2 separate regions of the Homo sapiens genome follow, and region 1 is linked to region 2. The links are chromatin loops, found by intact Hi-C in ENCODE. Cell type or tissue: HCT116. All regions are shown on one strand. Links, peaks and the distances in the headings refer to the core of each region. The heading gives the core; the rest is flanking DNA. Region 1 overlaps FYN (FYN proto-oncogene, Src family tyrosine kinase). Region 2 has its middle 34 kb from the start of RFPL4B.

Region 1 (8,343 bases), core at 12-8,011, 600 kb before region 2:
GGCACGAGAATTGCTTGAACCAGGGATGTGGAGGTTGCAGTGAGCTGAGACAGGGCCACTGCACTCTAGCCTGGGGACAGAGTGAGACTGTCTCCCTATGTTGCCCAGCATGGTCTCAAACTCCTGGGCTCAAGTGATCCTCTCGCCCTGGCCTCCCAAGTGCTGGGATTACAGGAGGGAGCCATCACGGTGGACCCTGTACATCTTTTCTTTGGCACAACTGTAAGAACTGGTTACTGTACACCTTTGAGATCTGTGCCCAGTCAAAAAGCATGCCCTTAAAATGACTTGGTGTTGCAGATATTTCAATATATTATCCCTGAAGAAACTAATGATACTCTGTGCCACTTTAGGAGGCATCACATTAAGTCACCTCAAGACTTTTGTTATTTGCCTTATATCCTCCCCCTGCACTTTCAAGCCTTAACCAAGCCTGGCAATTAGTTACTATTTCAGCACTAGGTGCTGAATGAGCAGCAGGTGCCCCCAAAACCCAAGGGAGAATGCTGGAGCATTCAATTGGAATCTGTGTGTGGGAACCATTTTTAGAATATTTAACTGTGAAAGAATCCAGATTCTAAAATGAAATTTCAATTCATTATGCTTGAATATAGGTATCATGAGTTCACTGTCAAATTCTTTTGTGAATTAAGTTTCACTGAAGAAAAGAGACATTGCGTATTAGCTCCTCAGTGACTTTTAGAAACACCAAAATGTGCAACAATTCTTAATCTAGCATTAGGTGGCGTAAAGACTAGTACGTCAATTATTTGTGAGAAATGGCTTTCTGGGTTTGTACCAATAACCCAATTAGAATGCCGTGTAAAACAGTGGTGAAAAAGGAATTGTTAGAACAATGGATTGCACCAAAACAATAGTATTTTAAGATAATGATAGTTAATTGCATATGTAAAACCGAAGGCATTATTTTAAAAAATAATATTCTTTAAAAACAAAATATTTAAAAAGTTGACCATTATAAAAATAACTTAAATATATAGCTGACAAATTCCCAGTTAAATCAGGGTAATGCTACATTTTGGTGGTACTTTTTATTCTGAAAGAACACAAAGATGTTTGCAAATCTGCCCTAAAATACAAATTAAATACAAATACCTTGATTCACTGATGACGAAACACAGTCACTAGGAGAAAGAAACAACTAAGAACCACTGAGTATTTGAGAGTGGGAAACAAAACAGATCCTCTTAGAGGAAATACAAAGGAATTAAAGAATAGAACAATCCAACTGGGGATTTGGCTAGGGTGTGGAGTCTAATCCCTCTTGCACTACTTAAACAAATCCATGGTGAAATTAAATAGCAGAGCCAAAGGTTGGGCTTGGTGACTGACTTTTCTCAACTTCCTTTTTAGAGAGGCAAGACCCAAGGTGTCAGGAGGAGGCCAAGTTCCTGCATTTGGGAAATCATGGCTCCATCTCTCCTTCCCTCAGGGCTGGCAAACAGCCACTGGCAGTTCTTCCCCTTGGGAGTGCCTGTTAATCCTCATGGGTCAGAAGAAGGGAGAAAGGTTATCCCTTTTAGATCCCTTCAGCCTACTGAACACCTTCCTAAACTGCTACCAGTTGAATAGTTGGGCCAAATAACTGCTCGTCACTGTTTACTACCAAAGAAGCCAACTGAGGTTCCAAATCACTGTAGTATTTCCCAAGTTGGGGGGACACACTGTATGTGAGTCACTTTTACCGGGCATAGAAGGTGTCTTTTCAGCACTCTTTTAATATTTCTGATCACACTTAGGAGAAAAATCTTAGTTTAATCTGTGGCAATTACTTGCTACTCTCCCCTCTCTTCCCAACAGAGGGAGTGGACTGCGGGCTTAGAAACTTGGGTTGGCAATAATATATGCTCTAGCTAGCATTTCATATTTTTATGGCTACTTTTAATCTATGACAAGTTTTACTGGCTTTTCATTTAGGGTATTGATAGAAAGTTTTCTTTCAAAATAAGTGAGCAGGCTTCAAGAGAAACATTAAGTTAATAATAGTGCAAGTATTACACAGGGTAAAAACCGGGGCAGAAAGCCTGAAAAACTCAGCCTTAATCACTGCTGTGAATTTCTTCTCCCTCCTGCCCAATGCTGATGGCATTTTATTGCGGCAATCAACTTTTAAAATCAAGTAGTTAAGTGAAAACAAAATGAAACATACTCTTCTGCCTGGATAGAGTCAACTGGAGCCACATAATTGCTGGGAATGTAACCTGTCTCTCCAGTTGTCAAGGAGCGGGCTTCCCACCAATCTCCTTCCCTGTAAATAAAAAAGAAAAGTAAATATGTTGACCATTTCAACAGCTTGCAGTTAGAGACTCACTGTGGTCTGAAGTGTATAACTGTCACCTAATCATCCTGCCACCCGATTTCTCCAACCTATTCCTTTACTCTGAACTCCAACATAGTCCCCCTGTGAAGGTCAGAAGGTTCCAGTTCGAGTCAGCCATGAGATGAACCCACAGTTGTCTCTTGCCTTATTTGTGAATTAAGAATGTGGAATCCTGGCCATGAGAAGTCTCTCTTGGTAGGGGGCATTTTGCTTGGTTAGTGTCCTTAACTTGGATGGATGGAAAAGGAATCCAGCCTCAGCCTAATTAAGCAGAACATGTTAGCTGCAGATCATCTGGGAAGGGAAGCTTTTTAGGAGGTCTGAGGTCAATATGAGCTGCACAGTACTGCTTCCCTATTGTAAGCACCCCTCTCTTTCAAGTTCAAATCATGACATTAGAAATGTTAACATCTTAACATTGGGAGGTTAGGAGGTCTGATGAGGGATGAAGGCATGCTCTAAACACGTGCCTGGCTTGCTCTCAAAAAGATGGGGAGACACCTCTCTGCAGGTAGAATGATGCTACAGTAGGATCACCTTCCCCAGGCATTTTCAGTCTGAAGTGATTCCATCAAATGTCCAGAGCACTGGCCTGAGGCTCATGGGCAAGGGGTGAGGATGGGAATGGCTGCGTGTGCTCGCACAGGTGAAGCACAGAAACTCGGCAAGGGAGTGAGATTTTTAGTCACGCCACTTTGTACTGCCTTAGGCTCCATGCCACAGCACAGCAGTGTGGTATCAATCTGGGGAGCTCTCAGAGGAGGTGAAAGGGGATCTTGTAGCTACTCTCATCTTAAAGCCAGTGAGTACATTAAGCAGTTCAAATTCATCTGCTTAGATTCAAACAGGGCTACCTGTGATGAAGAGCAGGAATGGAGTGTGTACCTCTTCCCATTAACATCGGGGAGGCCATGGATGTGGCGCTGCGGCTCTGACATCCACTGAGTATCTGCAGAACCTTCCACCAGCCTGCAGTCAACGACATGATTGCCCTCAAGCAAATCAGACCTCCCAGCAAATCTGATCTCCTGGGGCTCAGGACCTTCTTTTCCTCCTTTTTTGGTCCTTGGAGGCAGCAAGCAAAACTTCAGGCATTTTAAAAAAAAATCGTTCTTTTGGCTGAGTTCTGTGTCAAAGCTTTCAGCCAGGGGAAAAAAAAAATGTGTTAGCTTCTGGCCATGGTAAAGATGCTCCCCAGACAGATTTAATCAGGTAGAGAATAATCAGCCTCCACATTAAACTCAAGCATTACTCCAGAGGCCGCTCTCTAAAGCTGGACTCTCTGAGCAAGGTGAGCAGTGAGCAACGCCTCCAGATAGGATTTAATAGAGCAACAGAACAAAGGTGACCAGCCAGCATGTGCTGGGGGTGCTGCTGTGGGAAAATGTTTGGTGGCATAAGTAACAGAATAGCCCACAAAAAAAACCAAGGTGCCAGCAAAGGTTTTTAAAACCTTATGCTTTAATTTAGTTTCCTAATCTCTCCTTTTTACCCTATTACAAATCCAGCAAAAGTACAGTACTCATATTCAGAAAGTTCTTTATTCATAAAATTTAGTTCATGTCTAGATTTATTCATAATCTTAAATTTAGTTCATGTCTAGATCTTTGTTAGGAAATATTTATACATACTGAAGAATATAGGTACAGTATATATGAACCCCGTGAACCCACTGCCCAACTTAAGAGCTAGATCGTTACCAACTGGGTGGGATCTGCACTGTGCTGCTCCCCTATTGTAAGCACCCCTCTCTTTGAGGTTCAAATCATGACATTAAAAATGTTAACAGTTTGTACTGGTCTCATTTCTATGCCTTCCAAAAGGAATACATACAGTTGTAAGGATATCATCTAAGAACATATGTGGAAGTTTATTTTTTTCTTTAAACACTGTATGTGTTTAAGGAAAATGGCTTTGGAGACATAATCTTCACTTTAATATAGTGACAAGGTTTACTGCTCTGAAGTTCCACTAGATGGAGACATTTCATCATTAAAAATAACAATACCCAGCTCCTCCCCCTCCACCCTCTCCCGCCCAGCCTGGGAAATGCTCCAAAATGGCGAGGAAAAAATTAAGTGCTTGTAGCAGAGGCTTATTGTTTTTTAATGCAAGATAACCTTCATCAAGTTAGTTCTAATTGAATTAAATTAAGAAAAAAATGGCTAGCATCAATTTTAGGGTATCTGAGACTGTCAATAGGGGCGGGAAGCCAATACATTTTGCTGCAGGTTGGGACAAGCCCAGCCTTATTCAGGTGATCTGGCATTAATGAAGTCATTTCCAATTCAAATCTAGCATTAACTATCTCATTTTGGTCTAGGTACCTAAATAGTGTAGCACAGATCAGAATGCAATTATCAGCTCATTCTGAAGTCATGAATCAGGAATTCATGATTTTCTCACTTGACCCTATTAATCTCACAAGGGTTTTCAGCTACTCATGAGAAAGATAAAATCCTTGATTTCTCTTTTTCTAGGCTTTCTAGGGTCATCTTCTTCATCAAAGGAGACATAAAGTGACAAAGATTCAATGTTTATTATGTAGTAAACCTCACATGTTGAGCCTAGAGAGGCTGGTACAGACTCAAAATATTCATTGAGAGCCGTTGAGCGAGTGAATTAAGTCATCTTTTTGATACACTAGAAGCACCAATTCACCTATAAATAGATATACTCTATATTCATGTTGATTTAGGAAAATAGGATCTCTACTATGTTATCTTTTATTTCTTGAGTTACTGTGGGTAATTAGCATTGTTAAAGCTGTATTTCTTTAAACGGTTCTTATAGTTCAGATTTTTCAGTTTGCACTTGGTGAGATATTCTTTGTTATCTTGCTCTAATTCAAATATATGATTTAAAGCCTGGCGCTGGTTTAGAATGGCTTTTAAGGTTTTATAACAGCTGTCTCTGTTCCTCTGATTTAAAGACTTGCTAAAAGATTCTGTGCCCCCACCACACCCCACACCAAGAAAAGTGTCTACCCCCAAACCCCAAAGTTGCTCGTAGGCTTGTGGGCCCCGGAGCTGGGAGCCCTAGAGCCTTGGAGCCAGGGAGTAGTTATTTGCCAACAGAAGTCAGCCTTGATCTGCTCAGTAGTGTAGCATTTTATGTCGGTAACAATTTTATCAAATGCTTGGGTGGGGCTCTAAACCAGGATTTCTTTTTATCACAATAGGAAAAAAAAAACAACAAACCTACCCTCAGCTGTGACCAATACTCCACTCTGTGTAAAACATGTATTACATTTTAAAGAGTCACTGTTCGTAGATGGTAAACGACTAGTCTTGAAATGTGAAAACAAGGAATAAAATGGATGAACTTAAATACTTTGCAAAAGGGGTTCAAATTTAATAATGTCCTAATACATGACACTGAGCACTTACAACGGGTCAATGAAGCACCTTTGCCCCTTGCTGGGTAGCAGGAACACCGCCTCTGGGTACATACATACATGCACATCCCACGGTGTATGTTGTACTTTAACAAAGCCAGCCCTGTGGCCTCCAGCGCCACCAGGGCTCCACCAGGGAAGGGAGTGGGAGGACACACACTAGGAGGTGTGGCAGCTGCCCTGGCAGAACAGAGCCCCATTCCTCCCTCTCCTCTGAGGACCAGAGCCAGAGGCGGGAGAGGATGGGGGAGGGGAGGAGCCGTGTGCCATCTGCTTCTGTATTATTGCTTTGTTTTTCCTTCACGATTTTCTCTTCCCTGTTATTACCCTTGACTTCAGGATATTGTCTTGTTACACAAACCTTATTTTTCTTTTCTATAACCTTGAGAAAGGGAATTTTAAAATTCCACTGATATGGAATTCCATTGGCAGAAAGGAAGAACATTAAGAGGAAGAGAACCTTTGTAATATTTTCCTCTACAAGAACAGGGTTGGAGGCTCAAAGGACTCCGTAAACATCAAAGGCCGTGCATGGAAGTCACAAAATAGAGATTGAGACGGATTGGATCCTCCTTAAGTGTTTCTCTAAAATTTCAATTTGGTGACACTGCAGATCGTTTCCAGATTAACAAAGGAAGAAGCCATGGGACTGACACTGGCAGGGACTGACTTTCCAACGCCCTCCAGCGTAATGCACAGACGCACGTGCAGTGTGGACAAAGCCTCCTGAGAGCTGGGTCTGCACTCTTACTATTCCTTGGTTCTTGCAGTTGAAAGTTTACAAATAGTCTTGAAATTTCTAATCAACCTTGGCATGTAGGGGAGGCTAAGGGGCGGAGGATTTCAGAATTCAAAGTTAATGGACTCCAACAAGCAGCAAAATAACAGCAAGGAGGTATACCCAGAGAGATCAAAGCCCAATCCCCTCCTCCCCAGCCCCAGTCAACTCTCCAAAGCTTCCTGTCACTTGAAGGTTCCCATCCCCTTTGATAAAGTATCTGGGCCTTTCCCAGATCAAACCTGACACTGTTCTCAGGATGCCTCCCTGCACCTCGCCCTGGGCTCTGCCACCTGCCAGCTCTGTGCTCTGGGGCAGTTTCCTAATCTGGGCCTCTGGCTCCTCAGATATCAAACGATGACGTCGATGCATACCTCAGACAGTAGTGGAAGAATGCATGAGAATGTTTGTAACTTAGCTCATGGCTGGTACATCAGGAGCCTTCAATGAATGGTAGCTGTTTATTATTTTTTAAAAACTTCCTGTGGCTACAGGAGGAGGACTCCTGGGGGGCAGGTAACACTCTTCTTGACCTGGCTGGTGGCCACACAGGCATGTTCAGCTTGTGAAAATTCAGCAAACTGTATACTTTTTGAAAATTGTGGTAAAATATAGGCAACATAAAATTTATCATTTTAATCATTTTTAAGTGTACAGTTGAGCGGCAGTAAGTACGTTCACACTGTTGTGCAACATCACTGTGTACACTTTTGATACGTGCACTTTTCTGCATGTGTTCCAACAAAAAGTTAAAAAAACACCACCCCACACCTTTGTTAATGATGACAATCCTAATATATGTTTGAAAACCCTGTGGCTATGTAGACTGTGCCTTCTGATGTCTCGAAGAGAGTCGTTGGCCCTTTATGGCAGTATTCAGTTCTTGCTGTTGAAAGGCGGCATATTCTCACTGCATGGTTCTGTGAGCCAGGGGGCATTCAAGAAAAGGGTGGGCTTTCCAAGGAGGCAGTTTTCAGGCCTGAAGGAGGTCCCTGTGGCAATCAGCACTCCTCTTTCCTGGGATGTGCAGTGTGACCAGGGCTGCCTCTTACTCCCTCTGGCATATCCTTCTGGGAAAGCTGAGGAGCCTGGCTCCAAGTCCTTCTGCCAACATGGAATCTGATTTGCTCAGAGAGCAGAGGAGAAGCAACCAGACTTGGTGGCATAGAAGAACTTCCTGGTGTGCCCCTCAGCCCCTGGGTGGCATTCTTTCCCAACCACCGGGAGCACTCATAGGGACGCTGGAGATGCCTGGCTTGCTGATGTGGAACCCCACCCCCCCACACTTTCTTCAGAACCTAGATTTTTTTCTGAAGGGCCTCATCCACATACACTGCCTCAATCTAATAGAGGCAGTATTTATAAACCCTAAGAAAATCTGACCCGTGTTTACTCTTCTTATGGAGGTACTGAATGTAGGATTTGAAAAGTGAGTGATCCTCACTCTTGAAATCTCCCCACTGCTTGTTTAACTGTTGTTCCTCCTGGCCAACATTAAACAACCATGCAGCATATTCATTCAAGAGTGGGTAAAATCACTTCTTCTAGCTCCAAAAGATTCCAGTCACTCCCAAATTTTTGTTATAGGGAAACGCCTCCACAGGCTTCACCAAAGAAATGTTTAGCAGTTTATAAAATAAAGAACTTGTTGCAAGCCTCAAGTGAGGGCTTAGCTAGTGTAACATCTGAAATGTGAAGAAAATCTCAAGGCAGAGAGCACGAAACGTGGGTAGCCAAGGCTTGTGCCAATCACTTGAAACTGTAGGTTTGTAGAAACACTCAGGGCTGTGGAGAGCGATGCTGGTGATTTTACAACCTTTAAACCTA
Region 2 (8,343 bases), core at 191-8,190:
CAGAGATGTGGCCAAATTTCTCAAGGAGCTTCCAGTGTCAAGAGCTGCTTCATGGAGGGAGCATGTTGGAGAAGGTGAAGCATGGTGGAGCCACAGACAAGCAGAGGGGGCTGTGCAGGAGAGGTCTGCAACCTCACTGTCCTGCCCCAATACTCAAGGAATAGCTCAGGGAAGAGGGAGGAAAGGGAAAGCATGTGATAAAGACTACACCCCTGGCTAGGGAAAGGGAAAGGAAGTTTTGAATGAGATACAACATGCAATCTAAATGAAACAAAGAGACTAAGAAAACATGGAATAGGGCTCAGGTGTTGTTAGGGAGGATTTGATCTGGGATTATTGGGGACAGTTATTGGAAGAAAATAAAATTTGTATTTATAGCTGAATGAATTGAGACTCTTTAATACCACCTCCCTGATTATAGTCCACTGTTCTTTCTGCCATATGGTGCTTTACCGCTGACGTTCTCTAAATGTCTTCACTCTCATAACCTCATCCTGTTCATAGCATCTTGAATATTTGATCCTACACCTCAATTTTACAAACTCTTGGAATTTGTGTCAAATCTTGCCTCTTCCCAGAAGTCTTCCTTAATAACCCCAGGTCCACATTCCTCCCTGTCTTTCCCCCATTGCCCTCCACCATTTCAGCATTTTCTAGAATCCATCCTTGCTTTTCATTCCAATCTTCCACGCCCTAGTTCAGGATCCCATCCAATCCTCCTTCTGCATGGTTGCCACACACTGCCTGAGGACAACTGGCTGAGGCCCTGCTGCATTTGGCAAGCCACCTGCTCTGAAACAGGGTGGTGTCAACCCAGAGGGGCACCATTTTCTCAATTGCCCAAGGGCTGTCTTAGTTCACCAGGTGTGCATGGGGTCCTGTAGGCTCAGAGGGAGTGTCTTTTCCTAAGTTGCACGAAGGTGACACTGTATTTCCTAACCACCTCGATCCCACCCCAGTCTCTTCTCATTTCAAGTTGTCCTATACATAGCTGACATTAATTTTTTTTTAAACTCAAGCAAATCTCCTTTTCTACGTAAAAGCCACACTCTAGGGCATCATCAATATCATGTGTATTGGGAACTGTCGAAGGGCTAGGATGAAACAGCCTGGATGTGGACTGTGAAGAGAAATAAAAAGCTTCCTAGCACCACGAATCTCAAACCTTCATGTGCACACAAATCACTATTGGATCTCATTAAAATGAAGATTCTGATTCAGAAGGTCTGAGTGAGACCTGAGATTCTGAATTTCTAGCAAGTGCCCAGGTGATGCTGAAGATGTTAGTCCAAGGACAACACTGTAAGTAGCAGTAAGTAACATTTAATTTAATACACTGTGAGTAGCATTTAATTTTCACAAAAATCCCTATAGGGTTATTATTATTATTATTGTTATTATTGCAATTTTTTAGAGACAAGTTCTTGCTCTCTTACCCAGGCTGCAATACAGTGGTATGATCCTGGGCTCAAGCTATCTGCCCTCCTGAGTAATTGGGACTATGAGTGGGCACCACCATGCCACCATGCCTGGCTAATTTTTTTATTTTTAATTTTTTGTAAAGATGGGGTCTCCCCGTGTTGCCCAGGATGGTCTTGAACTCCTGGGTTCAAGCAATTCATCTGCCTTGACCTCTCGAAGTGCTGGGATTATGGGAATAGGGATTTAAATTCATGTCTGCCTGATTGAAGACTCCTTTTTAGCCACTATGGTGTATTCCCTCTAGAAGGACTGGAGAGGAGAGAATGGACTTGAGGGAAGAATTTCATTCAGGAAGTAAAACAAGAAAACTTGGGGATGGGTTGGCCTTGATCTTCTCAGTGGAGTTGGTGAGAAGGTCACTTAGCTCTGGTGGTGGGAATGAAAGGCCTAAGTGATCTGGGGGAATTGGGGCTAGCTGCAGAGGGCCATGTGCTGGAGGAAGAGCAAAAAGGGCTGCCAGTAGAAGGGAGCGCCCAGATAAAGCTGGGAGGATTGAACTTGCCAAAGCACTAAATCAGTGGTTTCCAAACTTCACAGTAGAATCACTTGGGGATCTTTTAAAAGTTCAGGTTATTCCCCAGGCCAATTAAGTCACAATCTCAGGCAAGGACACAAACATCAATAATTTTTGAAGCTACCCAGTAATTCCAAAGTACAGATTATTTTGGGAACCAGTGCTGCAGATGATTAGGTTATAGTGTTAAAGGGGCAAATCTTGCATTATTTTAAATAACCCAAGGAGCATTGAATAATGGTTTTGGCATTTTGCATAGTTCGGAGTTTGGCAAACTTTTTCTGTATTAAGTCAAATGGAAAAAAAAAAAATTAAGCTTTGTGGGCCAAGAGGCAAAATTGAGAGTATCATGTAAGTACTTACATAATAGGAGAAGAAAACAGATTTCCACAAAATTTTTATTGATGAAATTTGAAACTTTATGAATACTGAACTTGGAATTTTATATAATTTTATGTGTTATAAAATGTTAGAATTCTTTTGATTTTTGCAGTCATTTAAAAATGTAAAAATAATTCTCAGCTTTCAGGCCGTACAAAAACAGGCAGTGGCTGGGTTTGGCCCCCACTATGTTATAATTTGCTGACTCCTAGTGTAGTTAGTGATATACCTTGTGATGAATCCAAAGAAGCCATCAAAAATATGCATCTCCATAAAAATAAATCAGCATTCAAATGAGTGCTTGATTGACCTACAACAAAACTGGCCTTTGAAAAAAATCATTGCATTTTCTATGGACAAAGTGCAAAATGAATGACAACACTTTGAGGCAAAGGCTACTTTAACTCATATTTCCATAATAAATAAAAAAATAGCTGGTTGAAAACATGGATGACCTACACAGAGTCTACTATATAGAGTACTGTTTTCTGTAAATAACTCAAAATACTTTCAAAATATCTTTTAAAAGTATAAATAGTATTTTGATTTATTTTGAAACCATTTTGGTGTTTCACCAGATGTCAGTTCTCCTCAAGGCCTCAAATTATTAAAGATTCCTAGCTGTTGAGTACAGCTCCCTTGCGTTTGTAATGTCTACATTTGGATACCAGGATTATAGGTTAAAAAAATGGCAATTTTCTGGAAATGTTGTTTATGTAATCAGGTGGATAATCTGAAATACTTTAGAGAGGCTATAGAAATCCCTCTACTGTCTTTGGGCATTTTACATCCAGAACCTTCTGAATTATTGCATTAATAACTTCAATAGTTTCTGATTAGCAAAAAGCACAGTGAGGAAAACAAAATTAAAGAGAAAAAGGAATTTTAGCACCTGCAGGTCTAAATATTGTATTTGTAATTTATTTACTAATGGATAGTTGTTTTTTTTTTCTCTTATGTATAGAAAATTTCGAATGGAACCAGAGGTTACCAGAAACGTGCCCCATTTGTAGTTTCTCTGCTTTGAGAATTTGCCAGGCGTTGAGGGGAGCCCTCTGCTGTTAGTTTTATTTATTACAGTAAAATTTGAATTACATTTGTTTTATGCCCTTCCTTGAACCTTCTCAGGTTTTTGATGTTTCTGTTATGATTGTACATTTTACATAACAAAGAAAACATAAATTCCACGATGCCAGTTGGCATAGTTAATAATCCATCAATTCTGCCCTTTTTGAACTATATCAGAGCATTGAAAAATCTGGCGGTTTCCAATTTCCATGTTAGAGTAGGGTTTTGACCTCTATTTCACTTTCAAATGGGTCTCCTTGGCAGAATAACTCGGCTTTCTCGATTAATTTTACTGTTCACCCCCTTAACAGTGAATATGGAGGTTTAAACCTGATGCTTTAGAAGGTAATTGTACAGTTTTCGGAGAGTCAGAGGAAACTGACTCTCCCCTGCTCCTTAATTGCCCTTGTTACATTCTCTCATCCACTAACTGTGAATGCTCCTTGAATCTTACTTCTAGGACCTCTAATTTTGTTGTTGTCATTGTTGTTATTTTTACATTTGTTGCATCTGTGGACTCATCTATTGTCACAATCCTAGTTATAATGTCTAAATTAGTAACCTCTTAAGCTGTGTTGTCTTGGAGACTAGGCAGGAAACAAACATTTATTGGGTGCCTGCTACTTGAGCACAGTGGTAACATATATATACATATATATACACATACATATATATACATATATACATACACATACATATATACATATATACATATACGTGTATATATACATATATACGTGTATATATAAATATATACGTGTATATATACATATATACGTGTATATATACATATATACGTATATATACAAGTATACATATGTGTGTGTAATATATAGAAAATATATACATAAATATAATATATAAGCATATATAGATGTATTTTATCTAGCCCTTTTTTCCAACTTTTTTTCCAAATACTATATGTCCCCACAGTTGTCTTGGTCATTTCCCTTCCTAAGCAAAACTCTCTCTTTGCCCATCTTCTTTTCCTGGCATCAGAGTATCTCCACTTCCTGGTGCTCAACACTTGGGAACAAGATTTTCAGCATTTCTGATTTGAAATTTACTTCTTTTATTGTCTCTTTTTTTTTATCCCCACTACCATCATAAAGGCCTCGTCACTTCACATCTGGATGGCTGTTTTCTCATTTTAACTATTTTTTCTGGCATCTTTTCCTTCTATCTGTTCAGCATGTACTCATCATACCCCTTTTTTTAAAGAACACTCTTTAATCATTTCCCTCTCCCTTGTAAAATAACTGCAATGCATCTCCATTGCTCAAAGGTTCAGTTTGAAAAATTTCACCCTGATATTCTAGGCCCTTCAAATCCTGATTTGATTTATCTAGCCTAATACCCTGCTCCTAACAATGCTTATTCCAATCAGGTCGGCCTCCTTCCTGCCCATACCAGGCTGGCACTCCTACCTCAGTACTTTCTCATCCTCTTCTGTCTGAAATGTTTTCTTTCTCTCTACCTGCCAATATCCAACTCCCATTTGAAATACAAATATTTCCATCAAATCTTCTTTAATAATCCAGCCAACATTGGTATAATCCTTTCTCAGTTACCTGTTTGGCGTTTATTATTAGTATGATGCATTATAGTATTTTATTGTATTTATGTATTAATCTTATTAGTATTTAATTTGTGTATATTCTCTTGAGTACTCTTAATTGTTCCTTCAGCTTATCCCAACTGTATGTTTCTGATGATAAGAATATAGTCTAGAATTTCACTCTGGGATACCATACTGGGTTTAGTCAATTAAGCTCTCTGAAATTAATTTTCTTCTTTTGTAAGATGGAGATAATAATACCCCTCTACTTGTCTCATTTTGACACTTGAGGTTAAAAATAGTATGAAGAAATGCTTCAAAGTTTTCAAACTAATTTATTACCATGGTGGTGATGATGATGATGATCCAGAATGTATTTTCCCCCTTGAGATACCACCTAATATAGGGTTGTAGGGGTGGAGAGGATATGATCTCTTTCCTCCTTATCATAAAGGGTCATGACTGACACCCCATAACAACAAAAAACAGGTTAATCAAAGAAAAGCATAACAAGTTTATTATAGTCCTATTATGTGCACACATGTGTATGGGAGTCATATAAAATATGAACTCAAGGAGGGACCAGATGGTTTAGGCTTAAGTGCCCTCTTCATAAGGGAGAGGGAAGTAAGATGTATCGGAGTAAGTGATTTTCAGGGGAAACAAAAGGCCCAGTGCTCAGACAATGGTCCACAGAAACAGCCTCTTAGGTAATCTCTTGAAGCTGCCTTCAGATGAATTGATGAAGTCTGTCTGGGTATGGTGATGACTCCCAGTCTTCTCTGTCCTCCAGTAGTTGATCTTTCCAGGTTATTTGATGAGATCTCTAGGGAATGAGTCTTGAGACAATTGCATTTCTTTTGGAAAGAAGCTTTCTTGGTCAGACAAGAAAATTTCAGAAAGAGTCCCTCATTGACTTGTAGGGTGAGGAAAAGACAAGGTTGAATGGACCTTGATTCTGAGGCAGCTTTTAAGGCCTCCCAGCAGGCCAAAGCACCAGTCTTTGGGGTATCACATTCTGAGGCCCAAAAGGGTCATAGAGTTCCTTTCTGAGGATAGAGGTTGTAACCAAAGATGGTCACTACCACCATGAGGAAGAAACATCATCTCTCTGAAGGCATATCTGATCTGCCAGAGTTCAAGATCAAAGTCAGTACCTTCACCTTAACTTTTACCCCCACCTGTAGCCTATGATGCTGCCAATTTCCCTTCACACAAAAGCTTGTGAACTATTGGTCTGCGCTTATTGCTTATACTCTTGCAATCTGGGGTCAAAGCTCACAAGTACAAGAAATTTCTTCTAAAAGTGCTCAAAGACATTCTAATTGTTTAATCAGGTAGCTGCTTTTTGGTCATCTTCCTAGACCTTTCTGCAGCATTAGATGTCATTAAGAAGAGTTGTAATATAAGGTTTTAAGGAAAAGAGAGATGTTTCAATGAAAGGGATAACAAAAGAAAAGACAGATTTGACTACGTTGCATTTCCCCAAACTTAGAACATATTTACTATGTGTTTGGCAGCCATATCACTATTTCTAACATTAAAAACTCTGAATAATACAGAAAAGGATAAACACTGTAATAGAAAAATCGGCAAATGTCATGAACATACAAATCACAGAAAAGACATAAATGCACATACAATATAATGTTCAACTTTAATAATTAAAAAGTATGTGGCCAGTTTTAGGTCCCACTTTTTTCTTTTGTAAATGTTTCAGGAGTATATTCAACTTCTTTTGAATAGTTTTCATAAAAAGTTCTGATTAACCTGCATGGAGTCCTTTTTCTTGAGCCCAAAATGGTGGATCATGCTCACTATGCTTGCTGGAATATGTCCACTGGGTACAAGTTTTCTTTTTTTTCCCCAAGAATGTGATGGAACACTTGTATCCTAGTAACAATCCAGATGATAGCACTATCTTGCAAAGACGTGTTTATATCAAGCTATGCTATGAATAAAGTATATATGCTCTCTCTCATTCAACAAAGAATAGAACCTAGGAGAGACAGACAAAATTGTGTTAGGTCTTGTTGAAAGAATGAGTAATGGGTTGTTTAGAAAGGCAAAGAATGGAACAATTATTTTCCATCTGAACATTGCTTATGTCAGTATTGCAGGTTTTTATCCTTGGTTCAAGGTTACAAATCTTCCTCGGGATACATCAGCTGCCAGACATAAAGTCATATGCCATGCTGCGAAGAGTTTTTTTTACAGACTTCAACCTGTCTCCCCATCCCACACCCAATATTAAAATATGCCCTTTGGGACATGAGTCTAGAAAAACATCCCTTCTTTTAGAGCTAATCATTACAAATGGAGCGAATATTGCAAAAATCCTACAAATGATCTCTTCTGCCCTTGCAACCAAGGCACTGTTACTGAGTGTAACATGCCATGCATGTTACATAAACAATTCATTTAACTTTGTGGGGCCTCTTCAGGATAGGATAGGATAGGTATTTTTTTTCTCACATTTTGCAGAGAAAAATTGGTGCCTCAGATAAAATAAATAACTCACTGAAGTTTATATGCTACTAAGAGGGCTACTCTCAATTGAATTCAGTTATACCTGACTCCAGAACCCCTGATTCTTACCTCATTTTATTCTGTGTGTTTCTTTCAAAATGTAACTTTCATACCATGTTCATTTTAAAATTAATGCAAGGCTTACCATGCTTCTTCAGTGGTATGGATTTGTATCCCATGTAAGATGCTTTGAAACTCTGTATATGGACACCATTCCTGATGGTTTCCACTTACCCTATAAAATGATCTACCTACTGCATCTGGAAGCACCTGGAAGTTCTTATCATGAGAAAGTTGAAGAATTCCCATTCTAAAATGAAAAATAAAACAGGCTGTTAGACCTCAAAACGCAGTGTGATATTAGAATTATTAATGGTCACAGCTAGATGATCTGATAAACGGGAAGTTTATGTTATGTTCTGAGTTCACACAGGAGGCTTTGTGGCAAGGTTCTGTAAACAACTCTTGCTCTGGAATATTTGTGAATGGCCATCCATACAATTGATATTGAATGCTCTTGCTTGACTTTTATTTATTTATTTATTTATTTATTTTGAGACAGAGTCTCACTCTGTCGCCCAGGCTGGAGAGCAGTGGTGCGATCTCGGCTCACTGCAAGCTCCAACTTCCCGTTTCACGCCATTCTCCTGCCTCAGCCTCCCGAGTAGCTGGGACTGCAGGCGCCCGCCACCATGCCTGGCTAATTGTTTGTATTTTTAGTAGAGTCGGGGTTTCACCGTGTTAGCCAGGATTGTCTTGGTCTTCTGACCTTGTGATCCACCCGCCTCTGCCTCCCAAAGTGCTGGGATTA

Evidence for each region. Peaks named below come from ENCODE experiments on the same cell type or tissue, not always from the same donor. Only the 100,000 strongest peaks of a DNase experiment are listed, where the experiment ranks them.
Region 1: a loop joins it to region 2, with 5 times the contacts of the local background. A loop is called at or near these places in 2 of 110 quality-filtered maps.

The regions. Positions count from the first base shown.
Region 1 is chr6:111,705,752-111,714,094 of GRCh38, forward strand. It overlaps FYN (FYN proto-oncogene, Src family tyrosine kinase), which reads right to left. Exons shown (of 14, transcript NM_002037.5): 6 at 2,171-2,269. Among named protein-coding and RNA genes, the nearest start is that of TRAF3IP2, 100 kb to the left of the region's middle. RefSeq lists an enhancer at 4,479-4,608. In HCT116, for the core only: a CTCF peak has its summit at 4,293 (motif pointing right); a DNase peak (open chromatin) is centred at 4,350; H3K27me3 peaks cover 827 bases.
Region 2 is chr6:112,308,722-112,317,064 of GRCh38, forward strand. No RefSeq gene overlaps it. Among named protein-coding and RNA genes, the nearest start is that of RFPL4B, 34 kb to the right of the region's middle. In HCT116, for the core only: a CTCF peak has its summit at 3,449 (motif pointing left); a DNase peak (open chromatin) is centred at 3,420.